Linked DNA regions of Mus musculus: region 2 is linked to region 1. A link is a loop called in an ENCODE intact Hi-C map of the cell type or tissue named here. Cell type or tissue: left cerebral cortex. All regions are shown on one strand.

The links. A loop is a pair of places that touch in the nucleus more often than their neighbours do. Peaks named below come from ENCODE experiments on the same cell type or tissue, not always from the same donor. Only the 100,000 strongest peaks of a DNase experiment are listed, where the experiment ranks them.
Region 2: a loop joins it to region 1, with 6 times the contacts of the local background. A loop is called at or near these places in 4 of 42 quality-filtered maps.

The regions. Positions count from the first base shown.
Region 1 is chr17:14,245,350-14,250,349 of GRCm38, forward strand. Gm34772 (a long non-coding RNA gene) reads right to left here. Exons shown (of 4, transcript XR_385416.3): 2 at 4,312-4,439; 3 at 3,379-3,481; 4 at 1,069-1,532. It overlaps Gm34567 (a long non-coding RNA gene), which reads left to right and starts at 4,340. Exons shown (of 4, transcript XR_385414.4): 1 at 4,340-4,840. In left cerebral cortex, no CTCF peak of the experiment used is centred here; DNase peaks (open chromatin) are centred at 1,134, 2,795, 3,381 and 4,422; H3K27ac peaks cover 2,951 bases.
Region 2 is chr17:14,172,728-14,177,727 of GRCm38, forward strand. No RefSeq gene overlaps it. Among named protein-coding and RNA genes, the nearest start is that of Gm34426, 5.6 kb to the left of the region's middle. In left cerebral cortex, a CTCF peak has its summit at 2,918; DNase peaks (open chromatin) are centred at 203, 1,486, 1,803, 3,123 and 2 more places; H3K27ac peaks cover 4,548 bases.

The sequences.
Region 1 (5,000 bases):
GATCCAGGATTCTCTGTGCATCTGAGTGCGGACTCCCAAGATTCCTCCTGTTTGTGGGGACACACAAGATTCCAGTATGTGTGTGCACACTGTGACCTGGGGTACAGGGTGTTAGTGTCCATGCCTCTTTCTTATGTGGTCTTTTACCAAATACCAGCATGATGGGATTGGACAGTGGTGCTGATGGGGAACTTTGAGGATCTGCCCTGTGAGAGCCACCGTAGACAGGGAAGTATCCACAGCAATACGGTAGCCTATCCTTCTGTCTTCAGTGGTAATGTAGGTCGATGGCAGCATGACAAGCCGAGGGACAGCTCAAGAGAATAGGGGCCACTATCCAGGGAGTTCGTCTTCTGTGTAGCAAGCACTGTAGAGCTATTTAGGCACAGTGCTCTTGCCTGCTTAGGTGACACCCACAGCTGAGCTTCTCAGGCCTGTGGCACCTTTCTCCCTCAAAGTTTCCTCATAGCCCCCAAGTTCCCCTGGGAGGAGCAAAAGCCTGAATTCCAGCCAGGCCATCTCAGCAAACCTCTGTTTATCACTTCTGTCTGTTTAAGTTTCTAGGCAAGGGTTCTTTAAAAAAAGGGATCTGAGTCCAAGGCTAAAATCAGTCTTTGGAAACCCATACTTTAAGCCTTGGATTGATGCTGTGTGCTTAGCATGTGAAAATACATGGAATTCTGATCCACTGTGTTTCGGCCCAACTTGCATGCCCCACTCACTCCACTGGAGGATACTCGCCTGCCTCACAGGCGGCAGGACCCTAACACAGTCACACCTGGGGAGGCAGTCCAGGAGAAACCTGCTGCCCGTGTGGACTGAGACGAGGGATTGGAGAAGTCAGCGTCATTTCACTAGCTGATTGTCAGAGACACTTTACTGGAAAAAATAACATTTGAGCTCACAGAAATACAACTGGGAAGCCAACAGAAGCCTAAACTATTATCACCTACAGAAAAGGGATGAGTCAACCAAGGTAAGTCAGTATCTAGATGGAATCAAATCAACAGTTTTAGACATCTGTCATGTGAGTGACAGAAACAAAACCAGGTCTCGGTTCCTGCCCTCTGGATTAGAGAGACTGGATTAAAATTCTGTTAAGCTCTTAATCCCCTGTGTTGGGTGCTGAAATCATCATGTCTGGGCAGACATACAAAGTCAGTTATTTCCAGAAGTTAGTTATTATGTAATATAACCATCTAGGCATGGCTTCCAGATATGCATTTGTCTGTGAGCAAGTTGAATGGGGATTTTCCTGAGCACTGGGGACAACAGCCTGGTCATGGTTCTCCGGTGTCTCCTCAGACCCTTGTAGGTTTGGTAGTAGTATTGGAAATCACATGCTGGGCAGAGCCTCCTGGGCCTGCTTGACTCAGGCTGAAGCATCTCTGTAGAGGACAGAGAGGACTTACCTTTTCAGGCCAGCTCATACCTGGAGATGGGAGCCCTGTGGAGCCACGGCTTGTTCTTTGTCACTGTCTATCAACTTGCACCTCTCCCTCAACCCAGGACACATCAGGAGCTCTTGAGTTCTGTAGAGAAATAGAACCAGTAGTATGAATATATATATATATACATATATATTTATATATGTACACATATACACAAATATATGTATATAATAAATCCCTTTCAATGTATATTTATATACACATATACACATACGTATATACTTATATATGCATGTATCTACACACACATACATATACATGTACACACACATATATGTATATAGATATACATATACACACTATATATATGTATATATGTGTGTGTGTATATACATATACATACATACATATACACACACACACATATATATGTACAAAATGTAATAAACCTATATATATATATATATATATAGGTTTATTAGATTGTCTTATGTAGTAGACACTGTCTGCAAACTGGAGAGGCTGAGAACCTGGTAGTTTCTCCGTCTATCATACTGAATGCCTTGACATCCCACCCTGGTGCTGAAGGCCTGGAGGACAATCTCTAGTCTACAGTTCACATGGGAAGGCTGAGAATCTGGGTTCTAATAGCAGAAAGCCAGAAGTAACAGCACAGATGCACTCACTAGCAAGAAGGGAAGGCAGGCAGGCAAGGGGCACGGCTTTCCCTGACATTTCTTATATCTGGGTTGCCTTCCCGCTCTGGGGGAGGGTTTTTCCCACGCTCACCTCTGTAAGGTACCCATACAGATCCACCCAGAGATGTGTCTCTTGTCTGACACCAGAGACAATCCAGTTGGCAGTCACACCTTGTTTCTAGGGAATCACAGCGAGTCAGACACACATAGAAGTGTAGCACCCAGCACTGAGTGCTGTTCACAGGTACCAGGTGACAGCAACAGATCTCACATGTGGACAGCATGAAGCAAGTGCAGAGGCGTCTTTCAGCCACAGGGGCTGGGTGCCTGGCAGCACCATCACTTTGGGAGGATGAGGGCAAGTAGGTGTTCACTGAGGTGGGCAGCAGATGACCTGTCAGAGCGGTGGGCAGAGCTCTGAGCAACGCTGTGTATAGCGGCCTGTGGCCAAGCCCTGACCCTTGTACTGGTCATCACAGACAGTCTCCCATGCACACTTGGGATGAGGAGTCGGGGTGGTTCATCTGCCCCTCGGCACATGTCCACATATGTCCTCCATCTTCACAAATGGATGGACGGTACCGCAGGCCTCTTTGGAGGACTCCAGTCTCCTTTGCTGTGACTTCAGCAAAGCTCTCCAGAGACAGATTGAGTCAGTTCTGGGAAAGGGGTGTGAAGCCCGCTGGTGGACCATCTGGTGTGGGGACACTTGTCCTCGCCCTGCTCACCCACACTCCATCTGCATGCGTGGCTTGCATTAACAACTCCACTGTTCTTATGCCAAGTGAATTTGAAGGTTACTAAGGAGGGATTTTGATATATGTCTAAAGATGGGAGTTGAGGAGACAGAGCGAAGCTTAGGAGGATTAGTATAAATTTACAAGAGTCCCTAGCCAGTCTATTGTTAATTCCCACTTAAAGATTGGCTTTTTTTCAGTTATGGAAGTAATAGGTTTACTTAAGAGACAGCAAGGAAAAGCGAGATAGAAACAGAGAGAGAACATAGCAGTTATAATATAAAGGAAGATGAAGGGGAAGAAGATGTTTGTGTAACCTTGACATGGAAGGCCCCTAAAGCTTTGGAAACATTTCTAAACCCAACAAAACCCACACTTGGATGCGTGGATGTGGATGTGTACACACACATGCATGTGCATGGACTAATATGTATAAGTGGACCAAAGCACACATTGGTGCAAACAGGAACACACAGATGTATGTAGCAATGAACCCACATATATATGGATTCTCTCTCTCAGGGGTTCATACACAAGAGGCAGTAAACTGACCATATTTTGCTGTCAGATGGCATCAAGTCTCAGAACACGGTGCTATCTTGGGCTCAGTCCCTCATCTGAAGATGAAGTGGTAACAGTCTTCATTGAGTCAGGTCTGTTGAGGAGAAGCACGGAGCACGTGGACAGCCTGATGCACACAGAAAGTGCTGGGATCTTGGCATTTACATAAGCACGCTGTGATGGCTTAGGCCACGGTAAGTACACTGTGATGGCTCAGGCCACGGTAAGTACGCTGTGATGGCTCGGGCCACGGTTAGACTTTTTCAAAGGCTCCCTAAGCTTTTCACACTGCACGTGCTACACTCACATAACCAACCCCTGACCGTTAGGGCAGGTTTTGGATTTTTCTGTGGTATGAGATGCTTCCAAGAGCATCCTTTACATAGGACATTGTGCAGAACCCCGGCAATTTCTTTAAATGAATGGATGGCTTTCCCTGTCTCCTGGGATTGACTTGAGTTTTATCTTAACCTTGCAGGAAATGGTAATTTCCAGTATATCATTCCCTTCACGGGGACCCACACTAGTCTCTCCATTTAATCTTTATAACAGGCATATTAGCATGGGAAAGCTCATGTGGACTTAGTTAATAGTGCCTCTTTCCCCTTCTTCTCCTTCAGCCTCCCTGGCACAGCCTGACACCCTCTTCTTTCTCTATACCTTACAACCACATGTCTCTGTGTATATGACTGAGTTTTGAAAAACTGGCAATTTTGCAAGAGTAAGCACACTCTCACTTCAGCTGTGTCTTCAGCTGAATAGGAAGGGAAGGCGAATAGAACCCGCTCAGGTCTTAGGAGCCAGGTACCAATAGTGGTGGTGGTGGGGGGGCTGAGACTCATGATGGCTGCTTTGCAGCTCATCAGGTTGGTGCTAAACTCTCATTGTCCCTCCCCACGACTCTGACAGGAGGTAGTGACTTACCCAGAGGAGAGCCAGAAGAGCAGGGATTGGTTACAGTGACTAAAGACACTACATATGTTGACCACAAGAAGAACAGTATTGCTCCATGCCTGGCAGCTGCCTGGAGGGTGGGGCGTCTGTCTCCTTTGCTGGGGGAGATAACAGCATGACATTAGCACCAGTGAGTGCCACCAGCTGCTCATGTGGGCTTGCCTGCTTCTCTCTGCAGCTCTTGTGGCTGCATCTTGTTTTCTGTAGTCCCATGAGCTCCGATGAGCAGGAAGGACCTCTTTGATCTGTGAGGACTGGGGAGCAGGCTAAGTTCCCTGGGCACCCATGTCCCGAGCACACTTGTAAGAGGCTGGACTTGGTCTTGGTCTTGGGGAGTAAGGCTTTGGATCATTCAGAATGAGGCAGCATTTGACATCAAAGTGGTCACCTCCACAGCCGGTTTGTCCTGCTTAATACTCAGAAGGAAGCAGAGGGACCATCAGCCACCCGCAGAGAGCCTATGGTCTACCTCCTATGAAAGAATGCACGAGCAGGTGAGGTAAGTGTGTGTGTGTGACTTTGGAAGTCTGTGTGAATGCGGGTGTTTGTGAGGAACACGTGTGAGCATGATTGCATGAACGTCCAGCCCTATAGAGAGACTTTTGATTCCATCAGTGGGTGGAATCTGATCACTCTCACATGATGGTCATAAAGATCAA
Region 2 (5,000 bases), 73 kb before region 1:
TGGGCTAAAAGGCCTGTGCCATCATGTCTGTTTCCAAACTCTCCAGAGGAGGGGAGCTTCCTACAATTCCTAATGAAGGAACAAAGTAGGTCAGAGCCCCTCAACAGTTAATGCTTATTTCCTGAGAGCTCAAGAGGACCAATAGCCTCAGGTTTCCTCCCCCAACCCCAGTGCCTTCATAGAGACTCCTGCTGTAGCTGATTCACCTCTAGCTGCAACCACATCCTGGAGAGTCCAAGACACTCCTCCTTCAGAGAGCCAGGAAACTCAGCAGTGCCTGGGCTTGGTGGGGAAAGTGCCCAAGGAGTGGGAACTAGCAATGCCAGCCCTTCCTCCACACAATTCTCTCCATCCTCACCTGTTGGGACCTGTGTTGCCTTTCAGAAATCTGGAGGGAGGGACCACTGTCACCGTGTCCTCCTCAGAGCCGGGCATATCTCATCTCTGTGAAGTTTTTACCTTGTCTGGGGACTGAAAGCCATAGCTTGTTGGAGAATCTACATGGGGCTGAGAACTGTGTAAGGATGTTTTGGTCAAGGATCTGGCCAACCTGGGACTAGAAGAAAGAATTCCAGAGAGGACAGTGGGGCCAAGCAGCGAAAGGAAGAGACCAAGGGCCCCAGACAAGAGCTGGTGGGCCAGTGAATGCCCCTGGAGTCAGTTGTCTGTGGCCCCACAGGTTGTATTTCACCTGGGAAGCTATTAGAGCTAGGTGGTGCCTGAGGAGCCCCAGACTGCAGTGGGTGGCAGCAACCTCTGCTGAAGGTCCAGTGTGGGCAGCTAGGTGAAGCTAACAGCCAGAGACAGCTAACAGCTGCTTTCCTCAACTCCTATTTTCTCCTCTAGGAAAATGAACCCATGATAACCCAGGCCTGACGAGGAGTTCAGCTGGCCCTTTTTTGTTTATTCAAGAGTCAGGGAGCTTGGCCAGAGCATCTGTTTTATGTTTTTAGAGTATGTCAACAGGGTCACAGCAAGATAACAACAGTGCTGGCCCCAGCAAGATAACAGCAGTGCAGCCCAGCCCCCATCTGAGTATGTGTTCTACAAAGACACAGCAGGGTGGGTGGGGGTGGAACCCAGCAAGGGGGTGGAATCCTAAGCAAGAGAGCATCAGAAAGGGTAATAGGCTATGGGTAAAACTGTTGCCTGCTGCCTGAGGCAGTGGCAGGGTGGAGGGTGGGACACAGGGCTTTGGGATGAGAGAGCTCAGGTGTGTTCTTTCCTCAGTAAGCCAAGATCAAAGAGGCTTGTGTAGTATCTGATGAGCTTGAGTGGGCCTGGGAGCAAGGCTGCACAGGTCTCAGGGGTGCTGGGTAGAAAAGCCTGCATCCTGCAGCACACCAGGAGTACAGGGTATGGAGCAGTCTCACCCACGAAATACCACGCACCACACACACATACAGTATATACCACATATCTACAATATGCCCTACATATCTGCTAACAGGAGGAGGATATCTGGGACGAGTTCATGTTTCTGAGCAGGTTTTCCACCAGCTGAAGAAGAAAAAGAGAGAGAATTCACAGAAAGCCAGTCTTGGCAAAAGGCAAGGCCAGAGGATCCACAGGAGATCTGTACCCTGGAATTAGAAGTGTAGGAGCCTACCCACCTCCTAGTTCTTGAACCTAGGTCTTCACTATATAGCATTTGTTTCCCCGTTATGTGCACAGTTGTTATGTGCACAGTTAACAGGGAATCAGGCCCCTTGAATTGTTAAAGGCCAGGGAGCGCGGGCATCCTTAAAGGCAATGGGAGAGCCCTTGTCTCTAGCAGGAGTAGGCATGCCTGTGCACATCCTCAGAGCAGTGACAAGGATTTCATACAGCATACACAGCCCCATCCCACCCCAGGTTGCCAAAGCACGTGTGGGAACCATGGGTGGTGATGACAGATGCCAAGGGTTTGGTGGCAGTTTCTGGGCACCACAAGTGTTTGGGGATGAATCCCAGGGATGCCTCTCTCCCATCAGGCTCATTCTGGGGCACTACATGGAGGCTGAAAGCCACAATGCAGAAGTAGACCCATGTCCACTGAGACTACCTGTACTTCCAGCAACACCAGCAATCACTCTTGAGAGTTCCTGCTAAAGCTCTCTGAGTCTCTTAGCCTACAGGACTCCACTTTAGGAAGAAAGCTGTGATCGTGCAGAGTAAGACCAGGGAAGCAGCCACAGGAACTTGGGTGTTCTGCCCACATAGAAAATCATAGGTTCTTTTGCATCTGCTCATGTGTGTACATGAAACACCACATACCACATACACACACACATACAATATATACCACGTAAAACTTATACCCAGACATACACACACACACACACACACACACACACACACACATACACACCACCACCACACACATGCACGTAACATACCACACAATATACACACTGATACTGTGTCTACACACAAACTGTTAACACATGACCAGGCACACAGCCGTGCTGCTGTTGGGACAACAAAAGGGGGTGTGTCACTCTGGTTGGGACTTTGCACGGTTAGGCTCTTGTGTGTGAGAGAACCTTGTTCCCTTAGTCATGAAACAGGCAACATCGGTGGGTGTCAAAGCTGGAGACAGAGCTGTCTAGTCTTGAGTTCCCTTCCTCAGAGATAAGCTGGTACCTGGAAGTATAAGCTGAAATCAACCCTTTCTTCACACAAGCTGCTTTTGGTGGGAATGTTTTATCACAGCAACAGAAAGCAAAGTAGAAGAGGTCCTTCCCATTTTGTTAGCACAGGTCTGTGGCTCTCACGCCTAAGTCTGAAAGAGAGACTAGCCACCGAAGCCACTGCTTTTCTCTGCCAACGGCCTCGGCATACCAACAATTCTGGGCTTGCTAACTTGAAGGTCTGTCTCCTGGGCTTCATAACAGGCTGTGGGGAAGGATGGGATGGCTTGTTTCTGTGCCCACCTGCTGGTGAAGCGTATAATTCATATTCTACTCACCCCCCCCTGCAATTTGCCTTCTGATTATGACTGAGTAGACTCTTGTTCTAGGTGTTTCTACCAGACAGGCGAGGTGGGTGGGATTCGTTTTTGGAAGAGCCAGGTTGGGAATCAGTGCTGTCTCTGGCCCACCCAGTTGTCCAGCCAGAGTGAGATACAGCAGGGTGGGGGCGTAGGGGATTTGTTATGGAAAATCTTGCACCCCAGAACTCCAGAAGGAGGAGACAATCTGCCCATGAGATGAGAAAAGATTGTTGCTCAGTTTAAACAGAGCTTAGTGCCATCTGTTTCCCAAAACTGGGATGGGGCCAGATGGCGGGGTGGAATCTCCTCACAGGTCCAACAGAGATGGGACCTCAGAGCTGGGCCCTGGCTGCCATGGCTAACAGCAGCAGCTGTGGTATGGTGTCTCCACGTGGTCTGGGAAGGAACAGGCATGTGGCCCTGTTCATAGGATAAGGCTGAAGTCCAACCAACCTTGGCCCTTGGGTGGATATGTTGACCTATTGGTCTTGGGGAGGAGGACATGTATGGTGATTACAGGAGGCAGAGGTCTCCGAATTCACTGTCCAGGGAATAAAACACCGTATCCCACAATACGGAGTTGCTTGGTTTTAAATGACCCGATTTTCCTGTCTCTGTTCCATGAAGGGAATGCTTTCATCAGCCAGAGATGTGCTGGGGTTTGTTCACTGTGGCCCCCTTCCCAGGCGTTCTGCATGTCTCTGAAAAAAAAAACACACAGCCACACAAAAACACCAGAGGACGTTAGAGTGGGGCATGTGGTATGGGGCCAACACCCCTGCTCTGGGCCCACCTTTGATGGGATGATGGTCTGATAGGATGCACTGGGCAATGTGTGCTGTGTGCAGCCTGGCAGCGGCGCCAGCCTGAGAGCTGAAACCATGACTGTTGTTTTAGAGACTGGAAAATGCCTTTCAATGAACAGCTACTTGACTCTTTTCTCAACTCCAGCTCCGTTCCAGAGTTTTCATCCTGGGCTCACTTTAAAAGCCACAGAAAGCAGTGTATTCATGTCCCACCTACACTGTGGACCTGCAGGTGTTGATTAGAGATCTTACTACCAAAGGCCTTGCCTGCTGCCAAACACAGCCCCTCTTTCTCATGGAGCAGGTTAACCGCTTGGCTGCCTGAGCAGGGCCTCCAGGTGACAGCTGCAGAGCAGATGAAGCAAAAATGGATTCTAGCTTGTTTTAGGACCCAAATCAATCTCTCTCTCTCTCTCTCTCTCTCTCTCTCTCTCTCTCTCTCTCCTTCTTCCTTCCTTTCTTTCTTCCTTTCTTTCTTTCTTTTCTTTCTTTTTTCTTTTCTCTTTCCTTCCTTTTTCCTCCCTTCCTTTGTTTCTTCTCTCTCTCTCCCCTTCTTTCCTTTCTTTTCTAAGAAAAGCCATGTGTAAAAAAACCCAAAGTCTTCTATGCATATAGCTTAAGAGAAATCTACCTTAAAATAGTCCCATGTGGGAGTTGAAGCAACATATTTATTCCACGTAGAAATAGAACGTGGTCACGATGAGTTAGTTACACGCTCATCTCCATCATAGGTCACTCTGCACTTGGCTCTTCTGTGGAGGGAGCAAGTCTGAGCAGGGCAGAGTGGGCGGGGATGTTTCTTCTAAGCCCCCTGTTTACAGAGTAACCATCAGACATTCCTGCAGCTGAGACCTGCTTTCTCCACTGAGGTGGCTGTAACTATTGGCCTAATGGTGGCATTTGCTCTGCTTTCTCTGGTGCTCAATTTCCATTCAAACTGGTTAACCACCGGGTTCCTTTTTGTGTGGTAATTCTACATGCAACTTCAGGGCCAGGAAGGCAGGGCAGGGTATGCTGTAGGAGGCAGCAGGAAGCAATGACCCTTAGAGTTGTTCCTGGGCAGGGACTGGGTGCTGTGCTGGGGTCTGGAAACCTTGGGCTCTGGCTCGGGGACCCTGGGCTGGCAGCTGGTCCTCTCTGTGTTTAGATCAGCAATGTGGGGGCTGTTTTTACTTCTCTCATCCCTGAAGTTCCAGTGTTGTCTGTCTGTCTGTCTCTGT